Regions from separate parts of the Homo sapiens genome. Here region 2 is linked to region 1. A link is a loop called in an ENCODE intact Hi-C map of the cell type or tissue named here. Cell type or tissue: Calu3. All regions are shown on one strand. Links, peaks and the distances in the headings refer to the core of each region. The heading gives the core; the rest is flanking DNA.

The links. Peaks named below come from ENCODE experiments on the same cell type or tissue, not always from the same donor. Only the 100,000 strongest peaks of a DNase experiment are listed, where the experiment ranks them.
Region 2: a loop joins it to region 1, with 11 times the contacts of the local background. A loop is called at or near these places in 5 of 110 quality-filtered maps.

Annotation. Positions count from the first base shown.
Region 1 is chr15:80,506,377-80,517,107 of GRCh38, forward strand. ARNT2 (aryl hydrocarbon receptor nuclear translocator 2) reads left to right here. Exons shown (of 19, transcript NM_014862.4): 6 at 1,780-1,882; 7 at 7,535-7,600; 8 at 7,944-8,029. Among named protein-coding and RNA genes, the nearest start is that of ARNT2-AS3, 51 kb to the right of the region's middle. In Calu3, for the core only: no CTCF peak of the experiment used is centred there; a DNase peak (open chromatin) is centred at 6,525.
Region 2 is chr15:80,413,940-80,424,670 of GRCh38, forward strand. The region is part of intron 1 of ARNT2 (aryl hydrocarbon receptor nuclear translocator 2); the gene reads left to right. Among named protein-coding and RNA genes, the nearest start is that of ARNT2, 15 kb to the left of the region's middle. In Calu3, for the core only: a CTCF peak has its summit at 5,159 (motif pointing right); DNase peaks (open chromatin) are centred at 5,182 and 5,792.

The DNA of each region.
Region 1 (10,731 bases), core at 1,762-9,761:
AGAAGCAAGAATCAAGGTGGCAGCAGGAGGCAGTGGGTGGAGAATGACTAAAAGGAAACATCAGAGGTTGGGGGATTCCGGTTAGACTCAATCATCAGAATCCTTGCTGAGGACAGTGCAGGGTGGTAGATATCAAGGGTGTCAGATACCGAGGGTGGGGGATTCTCACCAAACTAAGTTAGGATGCTTGCTCAAATTGGGTTCTGCAAGGACAGAGAGGGAAGCTCAAGGTTAGGCCTAGACAGGCAGAGGACTCACAGGAGGCCGATTGAGTTTCGGTCAAAGGAAGGAGGCTTTATCAGCTGGAGATGGACATCTTGATGTCCTCAGTATGTAAGAGGTGGTGAAGTGGAAAGTCGCCAAGGGTCCCTGGGAGAGAGTGAGAGAGAGAAGGGCCAAGGCCCAGCCCTGAGAATGCCAACATGGGGTGGGGAGGAGCTGGACTGAGGAAGAGGGGCTGCCCCAAGGATAGGCTGGAGAAGGTGGTGTCCCAAGGCAAGAATGTTCCAAGGGACTGGCCAAGGATAAGGACAAGGTGGAGAGGGGCTGAAGAGTGTGTATCAAATTGGGCCACATAGAGAGCCCTTGTGGCCTGGGCTGGAGCAGCTGCCATGGAGCTGTAGTGGGTGGAGGCCCAATACAGTGGGTACAGTGGGCTGGACACCAAAAGGGGGCAGTGAGTGTGGACAGAACCCTCCAACCACAGATGCAGAGAGAGGATAAGAGCTTCAAGGCCAGAGAAGATCTTTTGCTTGTTTGTTTTCCCCTAAGATGGAAGAGATTTGATGGTGTTTAAATACTGGAGGAAGTAGACAGTAGGGAGGGGAGAGGGTAGAAATAGCCACGTGGGAGGAGGTCAGTTGATGGCCCAGAACCCCGTGGGGGGTGGGAGCAGAAATGCACTGAGGTTCACTGCTTCTTCCTCTGAGGTAAGAGCAAGGTGGGGGATGGATGCAGAAAAGTGGGAGGGACAGAGATGTGTGTGCAGGCGGTGAGGGAGAGGAGGGACTCGGGGATAATGTCTGGTTTCTGACTTAGATTTCCATGCAGATGGCAGTGCCCTTGCTGATGTTTAGGGAGGGTTTGGGGAAGAGTGGGTGAAGCTGCTTTTGCGGTGCATGGTCAGCTGCTGATGGTGTGGCCCTGGGGCTAAGGAAATGAAGAGGTTGATGCTAGAGGTGTAGATATAGTACGGTCATTGGCATCCAGAGGTGACTGTCAAAACCTGGGTGTGGATAAAATTGCATAGGGAACATGTACAGTGAGAAGAGAAGAAGGCTGAGGTTGGAGCCTCCAGGGAGAAAGGAGCAGAGAGGAGAGAGGAATCGGGAGCGCTCTGTCCGAAGCCAGGGGAGGGCAGATGCTTGAGAAGGGAGCAGTGCGCGGTCGCATAAAGCCCAGCAAAGCAGTTGGATCAAACAAAGGAAAAACGTGTTTTAGATTTAGCAGTAAGGAAGTTGGTGACCTTGGTAAATGCCTTTTCCATGGAGTGGTGAGGGAGAGAGCCAAATTGGAGTGACTGCAGGCGACGGAATCCAGCAAAGCAGAGACAGCAAGTGTAGACGGCTCTGAAGAAACAAAGCATTTTGAACTGTATGGATTTCATCACTATGTGAGTTTCTTGCCAAAGAATGTTGGGAATTCCAAGACACAAACAATTTGCACAGCCACACTTGTCCTCATTTGGCAGAGCATTTGGAGAAAGCACTCCCCGAACTCCCTCCTCCATCTCCCAACCGAAGGCAGAGGCTTACGTAACTGTCCTTCTCTCTCTCTTAGGCCGGATCTTGGACCTGAAGACTGGGACGGTCAAGAAAGAAGGGCAGCAGTCATCCATGAGGATGTGCATGGGCTCGCGGCGGTCTTTCATCTGCAGGATGAGGTCTGTTTTGGGGGAGCAGCAGGCCATCAGGTGGTTGGTTTGCTCCTTTTTCTGTCACCGTTAAGAGCCTTGACCAGCTCTGCCGCAGTCACACATGCCAACGTGGGTTCACTCCAGGGACTTCGTCTTCTTGACCTCAGCATGCAGATATACAGGATCCTTGGTTTAGGAAGGATTCTCTCTATCCTCCTACCATCCCACTTTGTCTAATTTCCTACCATTTTCTTCTCATTCCTAGATTTACACCCTCTTGTCCACTGTATCACTCTACTTCCTACCCATCTTTAAGACCCTTCTCCAATCCAACCTCTCCAAGATTCTGTAGTTCTCAACATGTTTTATATTAAGATGCCTGATTTCACACTTATTCATATATTTCCTGTCACAATTCACACATTTACTTGGTCTCTATGATATTGTTGATTGATATGTTAAATGTAAATGTCTGGGTTCCATGAGTAAATTATAGTGCCTTGAGGATGAAGGCTTTGATTGAGACTTCTCTGAGCCTCCCTGACATCTAGCAGAGTCTTCTACATATATTTGATTTGTACATCATAATTGAAGAAATGCAGGAATGAATGAACTTTGGAGAAAGCAGGGGAATTTTGCCATGTCGTTGAAGAAGAGAGAGCTGGGATCTTGAATCCTCCAGTCCAGTTCAGCACCTCTGTACCTTCAACCCTGTGCCCCCTGAGGGATGGTTGACATGAACTGCAAGGTGGGAGGTGCAGGACAGAGAATTGAGATTGTTTGGGCTGTGGAGTTCATGAGGCAGTGATGTGAGGTGATGCCACTCATCATTCATTTATTTAGTTATTCAACACATTTATGTTAAGGGCCTACCTGTGCCACGTGCTCTTCAAGGTGCCCGGGAGTCAATGTTAAGTAAAGCAAACAAGGCCGGGTGTGGTGGCTCATGCCTGTAATCCCAGCACTTTGGGAGGCTGAGGTGGGCAGATCACCTGAGGTCAGGGGTTTGAGACCAGCCTGGCCAAAATGGTGAAACCCTGTCTTTATTAAAAATACAAAAATTATCTGGATGTGGTGGCACACACCTGTAATCCCAGCTACTCAGGAGGCTGAGGTGAGATGATCGCTTGAACCCAGGAGGCGGAGGTTGCAGAGAGCTGAGATCGCGCCACTGCACCCCAGCCTGGGTAACAGAGTGAATCTCTGTCTCAAAAAAAAAGAGACTAAAATAATAATAATAATAATAATAAAGCAAACAAAACCCCTGCCTGCATAGAATTCATTTTAGTAGGGGTGATACAAAGTAGACAAAAGTACCAAGTAAATATATGGAACATCAGATGGTGGTGAGTGCTATGGAGGAAACATAAAGCAAACTTAAGTGGGAGTAGGAAATAGCAGATTTCGTTAATTTCCATGTTATATAGGGTGGGAGGGGAAGACATCACTGATAAGGTGACTTTTGAGCAGAGACCTAAAGAAAGTGAGTGAATGAAACAAGGGAATGTCTGGGCAAAGAGAAGGGCAAGTAGAGGGAATAGCAAGTGCAAAGGCCTGGAGGCAGGGATGGTCTTGGCATGTTCAAGGAACAGTGAGAAGGTCCTTGTCTCAGAAGCAGAGTGAATGGGGTACGGTGCAGGAGGAATGGGCAGAGATGTGGTTGAGAGGTAGTGGATGTTAGGTCGTGTTGACTTTACATCGCTTCAGCTTTTACTCTGCATGAGATGAGAGGTCCCTGAAGTTGACTGTGAGAGTTACATGTTCTGAATAACATTACTAAAAACTGCCCCGGTTTTCTGTGGAGAGTAAACCTGTGGACAAAGAAGAAGGGTAGAAGTAAGGAGGTTATTGCAATGATTCAGGTGAGAAATGTGATTGTGGTAGAAAGTGCTCAGATTTTGAGTGTATTTCACAGACGGAGCCAGCCTTCAGGCAGGGTGTGAGGAAAAGAGAGAAGTCAAAGGTTCCGCTAAAGTCTTTGCCCACTCAGTCGGAAAAACTGAGTTGTCATTCTCTAAGATGGAAAAGGTTGTTGGGGGGAGCTGGTTTGGGGTTGAGGGGAATTCCAGCATTTTAAGGTTAAGATGCCTGTCTATAAGAAACTTAAACAAATTTACAATAAAAAAACAAGCAACGCCATAAAAAAGTGGGCAAAGGACGTGAGCAGACACTTTTCAGAAGAAGACATACATGCGGCCAACAATCATATATAAAAAAAAAGCTCAATATCACTGATTATTACAGAAATGCAAATCAAAATCAAAATGAGACACCATCTCACACCAGTCAGAATGGCTCTTATTAAAAAGTCAAAAAGGGCCGGGTGAGGTGGCTCATGCCTGTAATCCCAGCATTTTGGGAGGCCAAGGCGGGCAGATCACGAGGTCAAGAGATCAAGACTATCCTGGCCAACATGGTGAAACCCCGTCTCTACTAAAAATAGAAAAATTAGCTGGGTGTGGTGACGCGTGCTTGTAGTCCCTGCTACTCGGGAGGCTGAGGCAGGAGAATTGCTTGAACCTGGGAGATGGAAGTTGCAGTGAGCCGAGATCATGCCACGCACTCCAGCCTGGCAACAGAGCAAGACTCCATCTCAAAAATAAATAAATAAATAAATAATAAAAATTTAAAAAGTCAAAAAATAACAGATGCTGGTGAGGTTGTGGAGAAAAAGGAATACTTACACAGTATTGGTGGGAATGTAAATTAGTTCAGCCATTGTGGAAGACAGTGTGGTGATTCCTCAAAGACCTAAAAAGAGAAGTACCATTTGACCCAGCAATCCCATTCCTGGGTATATACCCAAAGAACTATAAATCATTCTGTTATAAAGACATATGCATGCATATGTTTATTGCAGCACTATTCACAATAGCAAAGACATGGAATCAACCTAAATGGCCATCAGTGATAGACTGGATAAAGAAAATGTGGTACGTATACACCATGGAATACTATACAGTCATAAAAAAGAAAAAGATCATGTCCTTTGCATGGATGTGGATGCACCTGGAAGTCATTATTGTTAGCGAATTAACACAGGAATGAAAAACCAAATACCGCATATTCTCACTTACAAGTGAGAGCTAATGATGAAAACTCAGGGACACATGGAGCAGAACAACACACGCTGGGGACTTTCAGAGGGTGGAGGGTGGGAGGAGGAAGAACATCAGGAAAAATAACTAATGGGTACTAGGCTTAATACCTGGATGATGAAATAATCTGTACAACAAAGCCCATGACACGAGTTTACCTGTATAACAAACCTGCACTTGAACTTAAAAACTAAAAAAAAAAAGATGCCCACAGACACCTAGACGGAGAAGATGAGCAGACAGTTGGACATGTAGTTCTGGAATCCAAGGAACAGGTTGGGGCTGAAGATATGGACCTGGGGATTGACATCAATAAAATGGTATCTAAGGCCTCAAAACTGAGATGCATGTGAAATCTCGTGGGAGGTGGGTATAGACAGAGGAGAAGACAGAGGACTGAGTCCTGGGGCTTTCCTGCCTCAGGGGGTTGGGGAAGAACCAGCAAAGGAGACTGAGAAGGAGCAGAGAGGCAGGTGGGAGGGGAAGAAGAGAGGGCAAAGGGAACAAGAGAGGGCGAAGGAAGTTTCTGGAAAAAAGGAGTTATCAAAGGCCAAAGGCTACTGATGAGCCCTGAATGTGAGCCCTGAATGTCCATCACTGGACCTCAGAGAGAGAACCAGCAGGAGATATGGCATGTAGGATATACGGCACGTAGCAGCACAATGGAACCACTTACTAATGTCACCCTCACCTAATTGCGTGCCACAGGATCTGTGACTTGCACTGGGGCGTCCGTTGCGTACTATGAATTTCCAAACAATAGGTGCTTTAAAATAAGTATCTATTTTCCCTAATTTAAAGTAATCTTTTAAAGCAACTACACTTTTTAAGCAAAACCTGTTTATGTACAGGCTGGTTGGTCTCCCTCAGATCACCAAGGTTGCCTGTGCTGAGGGGAGACCTGCTTCTCTCACCCACTCCTTGGGCTCTGAGAACTGGCAGAGACCATTTGTTCTGTTTTACGAGAAATGGCCCTTCAGGGATTTGAGCCTCGCTGTTCTTTTCTCTGAGTCTCCTCCTCTCGAGGCTGAGCCTCTGGAATTCTTGAAGGCACAGATGAAATCCTCTTCACCACCTGCCTCAGGTCACAGGATGGTGCTGGAATGACAGAAAGCACGCATGTCTCCATTTAACTTAGGACTGGGTCCCCACAGACTGCCTGCCCCTCTTTCAGCAGCAGGGGCAAGCTGGGCAGTGGGATCCACTTGCATTGCTGTGCATCCAGAGATGAAATGCCATCAGTTAGTGTAGTCAGTCACGGCATGTTTGTCCTGCAGTGCTTCTGTGAATAAATGCCTATCCTAGCTTAGTAGACATTGAGTAGAGCACCAGCAATACAAATCTTAATGGTACCATCTAAGCAATTCCCTTATGAATAAATTGATTGAAAGTGCCATAGTATATCATTTCCATTAGCCCATAAAGCCATTATCACTGCCCCGTCAATGAAATTCATGCAGTCCCTTCCCTGCCCTAGTGTCCTTCCAGGGAGCGTGATATTGGTTGCTCTTTGAAGTGCCAGGTCCATACTGCCTGTGTTTACCTGAGAGGTGGGCAGTGCTGCCATCTACTGAGAACATAACATTTTCCTCCAAATGAAACAGCTATTTTCAGTAAAGCACTGGGCACAGTCAGCCAGAAAAGGGCAGAGGGCCAAACATTGCTGGGCAGCAATGACATGGGGTGAGCCTCCTGTGAAGACCACACTAGTGCTGGCAGCTGTCTAAGGTCTCAGAGTATAACTAGACTCTTATCCCTGCTGTATTGAAAATTAAGATATTCAGGATATCATTTGTGATGTAGTTGGGAAATGGAAATGCACATAAAAAATGGATATACCAAGCAGCAGTCAGAGCCTGGCCATGGTGCAGGCTTTGGGTGTTCAGCACCTGAGATGCTGAGAGGATCATTGTAAAGGGAGGCAGGAAAGGTTGTCCCAGAGTGTACAGTGTGATGCCACCATCCCCTGCCTCCCAGATGGGGACTCACAGAAAGACCGGATTCTCTACCTGTTTATCTCTCATCCCCACGCTCTCCTCTGCCATCAGCAGACTTCCAGCTGTCTGGTTGTCCCTAGTGCTAGAACAGTGTATGGGAGGAGAGAGTTTCCACAGCTGTGATGCTAAAGCCTGAGAAGATGTTACTGTTCATTAACTGGCAACATCTGTTTTAAGTTGATGTCACTGCTCAGGCCTGAAGGGACATTATTGCTGTCATCACCCTCTTCCCTTCTTTCCTAAAAGCCATGGAGTTCCACTGAAATGATCTGCAGGACTGAGCATGGCCAGGTCTCTCCTAGAGTCTTTCTGTAGGTCTCCAGCTCCTGGACTGGGCCCTGAAACAATTTCAGTGTGTGTTGTAATGTGGGTCACACTCTCCTTTCTTCAGTCACAAAAAAAAAAAAAAAAAAAAATCAAAGGCATGCAGGTCTGCTTCTGCACTTTTGAAGAAAATTGGCTATAGGCGTCACCTGAATAAATGTGTAAGCATCAATTAAGGCTCATCTACTTGATGGCAGCACCATATATTGAATAAACTTGCCTGGGTCTTTGCTCATTCTAATACACTTGTCACATCTTAGGTGTGGAAATGCTCCTTTGGACCACCTTCCTCTAAACAGAATAACCACCATGAGGAAAAGGTTCAGGTCAGTATCTCTTCCGATGTATATTTTGGGACTGTTCTGGTAGATAGTCTAAACACCCTAAGCTAAGCAGCCTAGATTAAAGAAGGGGCTTAGTGTGGTGAGGACCAAGAGAACCAGACATCAGGGTGGCAGTGGCAGAGATGAGAGAGAACAGGGAGTTGGGTGGAATTTATTTTTGATTTTCAGACCATGTGGGAGGAAGGAACACAGGATGGTGAGGAGTCAAGATTCAAAACCACAAAGGCAGACAAGGGAACCCAGTAGCTTAGATGCCAGAGGAGTCATCAACATCCTTGCCTCACCCTCATGTGATGAAAACAATTTCACAAATGTTCTTTTTTAGGAATGGCCTTGGCCCTGTGAAAGAAGGAGAAGCCCAATATGCTGTGGTCCACTGTACAGGATACATCAAGGCCTGGCCACCAGCAGGTAAGGAGACCTGCATGTAAATTCCACGGGAACTGGGTGCTGCTCATACCTGACCATGGTGTCCTGTTAGAGAAGTATTCTCATAGGAATAGGTAGGAAAATATTCTTATTTTTCTTTGTGGTTAGAACACAATGATCTTTGTAATTGGAAAACATCCTGCTACTTGAAACAAAGGTTTCTGTAAAGAGCTAATTGTGCAACCAGACGCAGTGGCTCACGCCTGTAATCCCAGCACTTTGGGGGGCCAAGGCGGGTGGATCACGAGATCAGGAGATGGAGACCACCCTGGCTAACACAGTGAAATCCTGTGTCTACTAAAAATACAAAAAATTAGCTGGGCGTGGTGGCGGGCGCCTGTCGTCCCAGCTACTTCGGAGGCTGAGGCAGGAGAGTCGCTTGAACCCAGGAGGCAGAGGTTGCAGTGAGCCAAGATTTCGCCACTGTATTCCAGCCTGGGCAACACAGCAAGACCCCATCTCAAAAAAACAAACAAACAAACAAAAAACAAAAAAACCCACAACTAATTGTACAAAGGTGATTGGAGTCTTAGCAACTTGTTTCTAGGTTCTGTCACCCAGAGCATTCTATAAAGTCAGAGTGGCAATTTGAAATGATGAGTGTATCTAAATCATTACAGAAATGCAAATAAAAGCCACACTGAGATACATCGTATTCTCACTAAGATGGTTAAAAGACAGGTAACAACAAATGTTGATGAGAATGTGGAGCAACTGGAATCCTCATACATTGCTGGTGGGAATATAAAATAGCATAGCCACTTGGGAAAACAGTTTGGCAGTTCCTGAAAATATTAAAAACAGAGTTACCATATAATTCAGCAATTTTCACTCCTAAATATACAACCAAGAGAATTGAAAATGTTCATAGCAACATCATTCATAATGGCCAAAAAATGGAAACAACTCAAATGTACACCAAGTGATGAATAGATAAATAAAATGTGGTATATTCTTGTAATGGAATATTATTCAGGAATAAAAAGCAATGAAGTATTGATACATGCTATATTATGGACAAATCTTAAAAATGTCATGCTAAGTGAACAGAGTCAGACACAAAAGGCCACATATTATATGATTTCATTTATGTAAAATGTCCAGAATAGGCAAATTCATGAAGACAGAAAGTAGATTTGTGGTTTCTTGGTACTGCAGGGAAGAATGAGGAATGACTGCTAATGGATACAGTGTTTCTTTTGGGGGTGACAGAGGTGTTCTAAAATTACATAGTGGTAATAGTTGCACTGCTATGTAACTATATTAAAAACCACTGATGTGAATTATATATCAATAAATTTGTTCCTAAACCAAAAAAAAAAAAAAATACAATGTTAAACAATTTTTTGTTCACTTTATGGCCCAGAATGTAGTATATATATCTCAGTAACTATTTCATGTCAGCTTGAGAACAATGTGTATACTGCTGTTGTTGGATGAAGTATTCTTTTTTTTTTTTTTTTTTGAGACGGAGTTTCACTCATTACCCAGGCTGGAGTGCAAAGGCATGATCAGGGCTCACTGCAACCTCCACCTCCCGGGTTCAAGCGATTCTCCTGCCTCAGCCTCCTGAGTAGCTGGGATTACAGCCTCCCACCACCACACCCAGCTAATTTTTTGTATTTTTAGTAGAGATGGGGTTTCACCATGTTGGCCAGGCTGGTCTTGAACTCCTGACCTCAGGTGATCCACCTGCCTCGGCCTCCCAAAGTGCTGGGATGACAGGCGTGAGCCACCGCACCCAGCCAGATAAAGTATTCTTTAAATGTCAATTTGATCAAGATGATTGATAGTGCTGTTGAGGGCAACTATGTTTTTATTGACTTTTTTGCCTGCTCAATGTAGCAATTACTGAAGGAGAAATGTTGAAATCTCCAATTATAAGAGTGGATTTTCCTGTTTCTCCTTGTAGGTCTTTTTTTGCGTCACGTATTTTGATGCTGTGTTGTTTGGTGCACATATGTTAGGGATTGTTATATTTTCAAAGAAAAGTGTTCCTTTTTATCCCTGATAATTTTCCTTGCTCTGAATTCTGCTTTGTATGAAATTAATAGAGTTTCTTCAACTTTCTTTTAATTACTGTTAGCATGGTATATCTTTCTCTATCCTTTTACTTACAACTTAACTGTGCCTTTATATTTAAAGTTGGTTTCTTGTAAACAACATATAGTTGGATCTAGTTTTTTAATCCACTCCCATAATCTTTTAACTGATACATTTAGACCAGTTACATTTAACATGATTATTGATATAGTTTGATTGATAGCTACCATGTTTTCTATTCATTGCACTCATTCTTTGTTTCTTTGCCTCTTTTTTTGCCTTTTTTAAGTTTCTTTAAAAATATTTTTATTCTTTGCCCTAAGTTTGCAACATACATTTACAATTATTATATACAATTACAAATATATATATATATATATATATATATATCCATGTTCAAAAAATATTATGCCACTTCATGTATAGTGCAGGCACCTTATAATAAAATCTTCCTTCTTCTGTCTTTTCATTTCTTATACTATTGCTCTCATTCATGTCACTTATGTGAATGCTATCATCACCCAATACATTGTTACTGTTATTGCTTTGAACAAACAGTTATCTATTAGATCAATTTAAAATAAAATGTTTTATTATATCTTTATTTATTCCTTCTCTGATGCTCTTCTTCCAAGGAACTT
Region 2 (10,731 bases), core at 1,261-9,260, 93 kb before region 1:
ATTATTAAATCACTGAAGGGAGGCCAGGAAAGTTACACAGTTGCCCTTTATAGAGGTCAGTAGATGAGCTGAGTTCCAGACTTAGAGGAACAGGAAGCCAAAGTTAATTGGTGCACCAATTTTTAAATTAATAGCCACACAAAATAGTATTGTCTTTCTTATCTTCAATAGACCTCTAAGTTGGGTGGCAGGACATGTGAGAAACCTGGGCACAGAGGCCAAACGTGTATCCACACAGTGCTTCTCAACTGGGGGCATTTGCAATGTCTGGAAACATTCTTGGTTGCCACACCTCCAGGGAGTAGGGGTGCTACTGGCATCTACGGGTAGAGGCCAAGGATGCTGCTAAACATCCTACTGTGCACAGGGCAGCCCCCACAGCAAAGAGCTTATCCAGCCTCAAATGTCAATAGTGCCAAGGTTGAGAAACTCTGGTCTATGGGAACAAAACTCTGTAGGCCTCTGGACAGTGGCAACTAGAAGAAAACCCCAGGAGTTTCACAAGGACATGTGGCCCCCAGATAATAAAGGGCTGGCCCCTTTAAAACATGTCAAGAAAATGTGACAGCTTTAAAAGCAAGATGATGCTTTTGAGATAATTATGAAATCCGTGATGGAAGTTAATTTAAATGTGAAATAACAGAACTGCAAAAAGTTATTTTATTATTATTTTTAGAACAGCATTGATGTTTCTATCCCATCAGCAGTTTGAAATGAGGCATAGTCTGGAATCGTTTGCCATAATTTGATATGCTTGATGGATTCCAAGTCCCCCAAAGAATAAAATGAATGAATGTGATCAAGGATCACAGCTGTGTTCTCTCTCTCTTTTTTTTTTTTTTGAAAATATTTCACGCCAGAAAACTTCCAATTCAGTTCAGCCAGCCTCCCTGAACACTTCTATTCCCTGCACAAAGGGTGCTGTGCTCAGTGCTGGTGGTGGTGGTGTGGTGGGGGTGGGTTGGAAAGATGTGGCATAAAACAGGTTGGCTACGTGTGTGTTCCATCAGTCTCTAACACAGGCAGCACTGGACACTTATGCAAATTTATGCAAATGACTGACCAACCATTGGTGAACAGAGGAGAATGTAGACCCCCTCCATTTCTTTCCTGCAGGCAAGGAAAGATGCTGAAGACTGTTCCGGTATTCAACACATTTCAGGACCAGTGTGTGCCTTTTCCTAGTCAGTGTCACAAACTGCAGGCCTTATTCCCAGCTGCTTGCTGGGTCTGTGGTGTCCCACAGATTCTGCAAAGCCCACCGCTCCCACATATTTCCTCCTCCTGCTATGTCCCCTGTGGCAGCAAGTGGCACCACTATCCATTCATTGGCCCAAGCCAGACATTAATTATTTTAATTGCTTATCCACCTAATTAAACAAATATTAATTGAATGCCAACCGTGTGCTCACAGTAGTGTGCAAACCCAGGCGTGGTTTCCGCTTTCACAGAGCTTTCCTGTGTGGCAGGAGAGTCGGCCATTTATTAAATAATAAGTATTGTGAAAGAAAGGAGTCTTTGTTTCCAAATGCAACAGGAGGCCATTGAAGTGTGGTGAGTGGGGGCGTGATGTGATCAGAGGTGGGTTCTGAAAAGCTCTCTGGCTGCGGAATGAAGGACATTCTTATTGGCAGCAGGCTGGTGAGGAGGGAGGCCTGCCCGGAGGCCATTTCGGAAGTCCACGTGAGGGACGTGGAGGCCCGGTCCACGTAACATTGGATGTGGACAGCAATAAATGGATCTTTCAGATACTTAGGAGGAGAAACAATTGAACCAAGAGAGTAAGTGATGGACCAGATATCAGAGATGAGAGAGAGGGAGTGGTAGTGTTCCTGATTTGACCACTGGGTGGATAGGCTATCATATCCCCAGCTAGAAAATACTGGACGAGATCCAGATATTTTGGGCTTTTTGGTGGGGGTTGGGGGAAGATCAGGCGTTTGGTTGAGTTTAAGGCACCTTGAGCTCAAGACCTCCAAGGGAGATGGGGATTTGCCAGAAACCTCCAAGTTGCTTCATTTCCCCCTGGAGTCAGAACTTTGCCTTCCCCCTGCCCACTCTCCACTGCTGTGTCCCCAACACCTTCAGTAAGGTCTGGCACACACTTGGTGCTTAAAAAATATTTGTTAAATAATGAATGAATGACTGAATGAATTGGTCTCCACATCCTCCAGATCCCAAACAAATGAAAAGAGATGTGTCCATCACAAGGTTTTGTGTTTTTGGTAATGTTTTATGTTGAACTTATTTCAAGTTTACAGACAAGTTGCAGGAATAATACAGAAAGCACTTGTATACTTGTCCCCCAGATTCCCCCATTGTGTTGCTATTTTACCATGTTGGCTTTATCAGTTTTTTTTTTCTCTGTCTCTCTCTCTCTCTCACTGTGCCACTTGAGAATGAGTGGCATACACAATGTGCCTTCTAACTCTAAATGCTTCAAGGTATATTATTTCCTAAGAATAAGGACTTTTCCCACGTAACTACAATTTATGACAAAAATCAGGAAGTTGGCATTAATGTAATAGCATTATCTAATCCACAGACCTTATTCAATTTTCACCAATTGTTCCTCATAACAAAAAAAATGATTTTTCAAGTTCAGGGTTTAACCTAGGATTATAAGTTACATTAAGTTCTGATGTCTCTTTAGTGTCCTTTAATTCTGGACTAATTTCTCAGTTTTTTTTGTTTGTTTGTTTGTTTTTTTCTTTCATTACCTTAACATTTTTGCCAAGTATAGGCCAGTTATTTTGCAAAATATCTCTCAATTTGGTTTTGTCTGATGTTGCCTCACAATTGCATTGGAGTTGCGCTTTTCTAAAATTTTAATTTTTTTGGCAAGAATACCCCAAAAGTGCAGTTGTATCACAGGGTTACTTTTAACAATCATTTAAAAGTGAGTCTGTTGATGAAGTCAAGGTCGTGTATAGACAAGACTAAGGAAAGACGATTAGTCATTTAAGATGCCATTTATGTGCTTGGCAGACCTCATCTTTGGGTCCTATACACCATTTGCGAGTATAGGCAGCTTTACATGCTTCCTGTTGAGTACAGGTCCCAGGGGTTTTTTAAAAAAAAATTGTAACATTAACACTTTCCTAAACTAAGTATCAATTTCATTTAACAAATAAAATAATTATAAGCAAACTATGCAAAGATTATCATATCTCTAATAAAAGTCAATAGGGAGTTGAAGTGTTTAATTACCAACTTTCCTGACATACAAATTGAAAAGCTTTTCAGGTAAGTTGCTCACATGGAATGCCTGAAACACACTGCAATTAACAATTGGATCTTCATTCAAACAGTAATTAGTGTGTGATTTGTCCCGTTTTTGGTTGCTGGTGCATATCCAGGTTTAGATGTGTATTTGCATTCATTTTAGGAAATTAATTTATGATTTAAGTTTCACTTGAAAACAAATTTGCGTTTTACTGTGGCTTCATAAAAAGAGATCACCTTTTGTTGCCTGACTTAGTGACTTAAAAACCAAATTCGGGAGGTTATAATTTGTCTGCAGAAACTTGCCGAATTTTCCATTCTGAGAATTCTCCCTCTCCTTCCCATCCCCCCTCTGCTTCTTCTCCTCCCTCCTCCTTCTCTTCCTTCTCCTTTCTTTTCTCCTTCTCCCCTCCCTTCCTCCCTCTTTCTCTCTCTCTCTTCTCCTTCCCTCCTCACCCTCTCCTGCTCCTTTTTTCCTTCCTTCTTTTCCTCCTTCTCCCCAACCCCCTCCCTTTTTTTAAAGACCCAAAGAAACAGGATGAGGTGGAAATGTTTGGTCTACCCAGTAGTTAACACAATCCACTAGGAGACAGTATAGACATTGAATGCATCCATTTTCCCAGCTGTGAAATGAGGTGGCTCCTCCGTTGGGTACTGGCCATGCACTAGGGCTGTTCTGTGTGCTTGGGATTCAGAGGTGGACAAGGCATTGCATGACCTGGTGGACCAGGGGACCGTAGTGTGTGGGTGGCTGGTTGTTCTCTTGTTCCTGCTGTTGCCTTATATGTAAAATGGGGGGTGATCACAGCACTCATCTCATTTGATTGTGGCATGGTTATATTTACCAATGTTTGGGATGGTACCTGGCACACAGTAGGTGCTCTGTAAGCACTACTTGTTTCTCTCAGCACCATCCTAGTAGTGTGGAACATGGCACAGGGTTTGGGATTGAAAGGCATCTTACCAGCCCAGCAGTGAAAAGTTGGGGAGGAAAAACCAGATGTGCTTGTTGAAGAGAGGGGGTCTGTCATGGACCAGCAAGCCCCATCTTCCCTGGCACTCTGAGTCTGCTGGGTGTGTGCAGGATCATAAGCTGTCCCTGCTCTGGGCATTCCCAGTTCCACTGCGGGAAGAGCCTCTAGGCCCTGCCTCTGCTGTCCCTACCTTGCACTGCCCTGGGAAGAAGGACAGTGGTGACCTTGGATTTGTCCCTTCCCTGAACCTCCTGGATCCGGCTGCTTCCTCCTGTCCCTGTTGTGCTGTGACAGTCTTCTCACCACCCCTCTCCATTTGCTGGACCATTCTTCTGTCCTGACTTCTGCAGCTGAATGCAGACCAGCAATGCCCTAATCACCCACTCCTCCTTCCTTGTCCTCACTGACAGAGTGGGGTAAGGTTCCCACTGTCCAAGGACTGTTCTTCCTCTTGGCCCCTCCCATGCTCTGGACTGACCAGATGGGATCTGACCACTCTCTATGGATCCTCTGTTGGGTCGGGGGCTAGGCTGCTGTGCTGTGGGACGGATGCTGTGTCTGGTCTGCCTGCACATCTGAAACTTACCTCTGTAGCTGGCTGGCTCCTTGTACCTCCTTACCTGGCCCTGCTGGGCCTCAGGCTGAGTCCCAAGACAATCAAGTTTTGTACAACACTTTATGGACAGACTAGGAGTTAGGACATGTGCCCCTTTTTTCAAGTTAATTCATTTGTCCTCATTCATTCATTCAATAAATATTTATTAAATATCTGCCCTTCATTCCTCACGGTGCTTAGGTGCTGGGAATACACTGGGTGGAAAGAATGACAGAGTCTGTGCCTTCATGCATTTAGAGGCTTCTTGAGGGGAGCGTCTTTCGGAGTCCTCCAAGCTGAATATTCCAGCACTGGAAACAAACCATTTTCTAGAACGCAGGATCTGTTAGGTCTGTCTGCCACTAGATGGCGTGGTCAAATAGGTACCTCAGTGATTTGCAAACTTGACCCAGGGATCACCAGGAGGGCTTGTAAAAACACAAAGTGCTGCCCCATCTCAGTTTTGGAGTCAGTCGTTCAGGGGTGGGAGTGGGCTGGGGTGAGATCGGCATTTCTAACAAGTTCCAGTGATGCTGGTACTGCTGGCCCAGATCCCCTTCAGGTCCACTGAGGCAGGGGCTGCACTAAGCCAGTACTATCCAATGCCAGCTAACTCACCTGGTTCAGGATGGCTGGGCTCAATCGCCCATTTCACAGGTGAGGAAATAAAGGTGGTCGAACTGAGCCTTGAAAGGCTGATCCTAACACACGGATTTGCCTGATCCCAAGTGTACCTTCTTTCCACTGTCACACTGGCTTTCCCTGGGTGATCTGGAGGGAGAAGGGAAGATAATTAATGAGTGGACTGTGCTGAAGAGAAATGAACCAGAGGTGTTAACTAGGCATCCAGCAGCGTGAGAGGGTAGGAAGAGGAATCAGTGGCCCAGTCCTGGCATTGACATGGCATGGTGCCCTGGGACACCCCTACCTTTTCTCTTTGGGCTTTTGGTTTTCTTATCTATAACGTGAATGGTTGGCATGAAAGCACCTCTCATGTGGCAGGGTCCTGGAAAGTCCCGGGAGAAAAAGCTGAACAGACACCATGCCGGTTCTTAGGGAATTTCCATGGTATTTGGAAGATAAACACAAATGGTTTTCCTGTGCCTGGCAGCAGGTCAGCCTTAAACAGCAGGGCATAGTTTGCTTTGGAACGCAGTGTAAGGCTCTCACCAGAGGGTCTTAGGATAAGGGGTGGAGCCTGAAGAGCCTTGGAGGAGATGGTGGTGGGCTCCGTCTGAGTTGGGGAGCCTGGGGCAATGGGAGGATAGGCTGCCAATGGTCACAGCACCCGCACCTCCCTATGCAACCAGCCATCCACGTATGTCTTTGAGCCTCTCTCCACATTTTATCATCTCACACCAGAACCCACATTCTGGATCTGTCTTTTAACTCCTCTTCTATCAGCCCCTCTTTTTAGTTTAAAAAAAAGACCCTATGAACATATGAATATATGTATTGACTATACAGATGGTCCCCAGCTTACAAGGGTTTCACTTAAGATTTTTGACTTTATGATGGTTACAAAGTGATATGCATTCAGTAGAAACTGTACTTCAAATTCTGAATTTTGATCTTTTCCTGGACTATTGATATTTGGTACAGTACTCTCCCAAGATGCCAGGCCAGATCATGTGACACAAAGCCTATTTTATAATGAAGTGTTTAGTGTCTCATGTAATTTATTGGATATATACTGAAAGTGTTCTGAGCATGTTTAAGGTAGGCTAAGCTAGGGTGTTTGGTAGGTTAGGTGTATTAAATGCATTTTTGACTGAAGATATTTTCAATTTACGATGGGTTTATTGAAATGTAACCCCATCAGAAGTGGAGAGCATCTGTATGAATATATATATTATGAACATATGAATATATATATTATGAACATATGAATATATATTATGGACATATAAAAAGAATTATATGTGAATATATATTTTTATTAGAATGAATATATATATTGGAATGAATGAATTAGAATGAATATATATGTACATATGTTCATTCCAATAAAAGTGGCTTACTACCTGCCTTAGAAGAGTTAGTGAGATGAGATGGTAAGAACGTAATCACTCCTGGGATGGTTGACCTTGGGTAACTGAAAGCACGGACCTTGGGTAACTGAAAGTGAAAGATAACAAGGGACTACTGCAAAAGGTTTGGCAGTTACTGAGTATCTACCCAAAGGCAAAAGAAGTCATTATGTCAAAACAGCACATGCACACATGTTTATTACAGCACAATTCACAATTGCAAAGATAGGGAACCAACCTAAGTACCTGTCAACTGATGAGTGGATAAAGAAAATTTGGTATATATACACCATGGAATACTACTCAGCCATAAAAAATAACAAAATAATGCCTTTTGGAGCAACTTGGATGGAGCTGGAGGCCATTATTCTAAGTGAAGTAACTCAGGAATGGAAAACCAAATACCTTATGTTCTCACTTAGAAGCGAGAGCTAAGCTATGGATGTGCAGGGGCATACAGGGTAGTATAATGGACATTGGAGACTCAGAAGGGTGGAGGGAGTGACGGCTAAAAAACTATATATTGAGTACAATGCACACTACTTGGGCAACAAGTACACTAAAATTTCGGCCTTCACTATACAATTCATCCATGTATCCAAAAACCAGTTGTACCCCTAAAGCTATTGAAATAGAAAGAAAAGAAAGGAAGGAAAGGAGGGAGGGAGGGAGGGAGGGAAAGAAAGAAGGAAGGAAGGAAAGCTGTCATCACAATATTAAAATCAATAAAAATAAATGTTAAAAAGTACTTAATGGTACAAAGAAAGTCATTTTTAACCTATAGTTCACTAGTTTTGAAACAATGCACCGAATGACATTGTATAGGTTATATGAATTGTCTGATGGTAGCTGAGTGCAAACTCCATCTTATTGCTGTATTTTCTCCATCAAATTAAACCCAACTTATTTCTTCCAGCTTGGCTGTTTAAACATTCAGTCTCATCATTTGTTTTGAGGAAGGTGCACCTTTTTCCTAGGGTATTTACGACACCTTGGGCCTTATGCAGCTCAGGAAAATTAGAAGCTAATCTCTGATCTTCTTTTAATTGTGGTTCCTAGTGAGATACTCATTACCAGGTTTCAGGGTCCAGTTGAAGGCAGTCAGCTGGCTGGCAGTCCTTTAGTCCAAGTGGGTGTCAGGAAATTACAGCATTGAAAAATAAACAGAATTAGTAAAGCATGGACGAATTAAATAGCTACTCAACACAGATGAATAGAGAATTAATGACTTAGAAAGTAGAATGAAAGAAATTACAGAGAATTCAGCACAGAATCAGAGTTCAAAAATATAAAAGAGTGGCTGGGAGACAGAGAGGTGAGACCTCCTCCTTCTTATGTAAGTTAGAGTTTCAGGTAGAGATGGTAGGGAGAACAGGGAAGTTAGGTGTATTAAGATTCAAAGAGAAGAGGCTGATACTTTTTCAGAATCGATGAAAGTCATTGAGCCTCAGATTCAGGAGCAACAACAAATTCCAAGCGAGATAAATAAAGAGATATTCAAACCTTAACTAGATGTAGGGAAAATAGAAAATAACAAAGAGAAAAACTTAGAAGCAGTAACAAACAGCAGACATATCACCTATACAGGAGCAGCAATTAGATTGATGAATGACTTCTAAACAGTGATCATGCATGCCAGACGACAATACAATATTTTAATATGCTAGTTGAAAATAATTGTAAACCTAGAATTCTATACTTAGACAATTTATCTTTTAAGAATGAGGAGATAAAACATTTTTAGATAAAAATTTGAGAGGATTTGAGACCTCACTAAAGGAACTTCTGAAGGTGTACTTCTGGAAGATTTAAGTAAGTGACCGCAAATGGAAGTTCTCAGATGCAGTGAGCAAAGGAAATAATGGGCACAAGAATAAAGATAAACATGCTTCGGCTATCAATAATAACAACATGTACTTTGTGAGGTGATCAGAGGTAAAGCTGTGTAGTTTAGAACTATTAAACTTTTACTAAGTAAGTATAATAATATTTCTAGAGTAATAATTAAGGCATATAGAGTATACAACCACCAACATGTGATATTATTCATATTAAATATTTCTACACTTACTTGTATTTATATATGTAAGGAGAAGAGTCTGGATTTACATATACCAAAAAGTTAACCATGATTATCACTTTTTGCGTAAGTGTGTTTCTTAGCCTTTTTGGTCTTGTAATTTATAACAGAATAAAAATTTTAAAAAGAAAACGTGTTCCTAACTTACGTATCATACTTTATATTATGTAGTTAAAAACATTTGCTTTTAAATCAAATGTATGTTGGTTTGCATATTTCAGCTCTGTCACTTAGCTGTGTGACTTCAGGCAGGTTCTTAGCCTCTTTGCTTTGATGTCTTGTAAAATGAGAATAATAATAATAATGATATCCACCTCATAAAGCAGTTGTGTGTACATGAGGGGACACATGAAATGTGTTTCGTGCAGCACCTAATGGCGTCTGTGCCCAGTAAACATTAGCTGTTACCATCAGCGGGTCAACGTCACCATCATCCTAGACCTGAGGATCATTTCCACAAAGAGTTGAGGACTGATGCTCAATGGATCTGTGCAGTGGCAGCATTAAGGAGTTAGTGTGGAAACACACAGGAATTCCTAACCCTAGGAACATGTTGCTTACACTGGGAACGCTCACTATGTGATTATGAGTCACATAATCAGTTATGTCTAATGTATTTTTTCAGTGTCTACTGAGATAAGCATGTGTATATATATATACTTATTTGAACTATTGATAGATTTCCCAAGGTTGAGCTATATGTATCTTCCTGAATAAAAGGCACATAGTAACACTGCATGGTTCTTTTAATATTGTTATTAAAAGATATGATGAATTTGATTTGCTAAGATCCATATTAGTAAGTGAGTTTGCTAATTCCCATCCATTATGAGTAGTGAGATCTTTCTGCAAATATGCTAGAATTTGTAGTGTGGTCAGTGAAGCTTTTGATGATATTTTGTGTGTGTGTGTGAAAGAGAGGGAGAAAGAGGCAGAGAGAGAGAGAGAGAGAGAGAGTCATACTATATTGGTCAAGATTCTTTCAGCTCCAAAGACAGACAGCCCAGTTCAAACTAACTCTTAGACAATCCATAAAGGAATTTTTCATAAAACTGGGATATCCAGGCAAGCGTTTGGCTTCAAGTAAAGATCCAAGAGTGCTAGCAGTTACTTAAGGCACTGTTTCTCTTCCTCGTGGTCCCTTAGCTTTCCCCACCTTGTGTTGGTTTTATTCTCAGGCAGGTTCTACCCAAGTGGTGGCCCAGTTGCATCTTACCAATGAAAACTCCAGCAGGGGTCTTAGGTAGAATAGCCCTGCATGATATTCCTGAACCAGGCCCTGTTGCCAGGGAACACCGTGCTATGACTGACCAGATCTGGGCATGTATACACCCCAGGAACCCTCATGGGGTCAGACTTACCTGGGCCGCAAGGACTGTGGGTGAGAGAGGGAACATTCCTCAGGCAGGGTTCTCTGGGTTGTCCCCAGAAGGGAGACGAGGACAGGACAGGCAGTACAATAGATGTCTATGCCTCGTTGGCAAGGTACTTTTGTGTCACAGGTTTCAGACTTCATCTGGTTTGCACACCACTCCCATGAGGTTTTATTTTGTGACATTTCATTCCCACTTTTATTGGGAAGATGTCCTCATCCAAGATGTTCGGAGGCTGGCCCACTTTGGCAGGATGATAAAGTGGCAAAGTCAGGTCCCTCCTTCCACGGGCTGCTCTTCCAGTCAGATGTTGCCTCTCTCTGAGTGCCTCACAGTCCAGCCATGGCAGTGGTATTGCCCATGTCCCACTTGGTTTTATTATGGCATTCTTTTGTCTGTAATCATCAAATAAAAAATGTACCTGTGGGTGAAAGTCAAAGTGGTTGTATTCTTA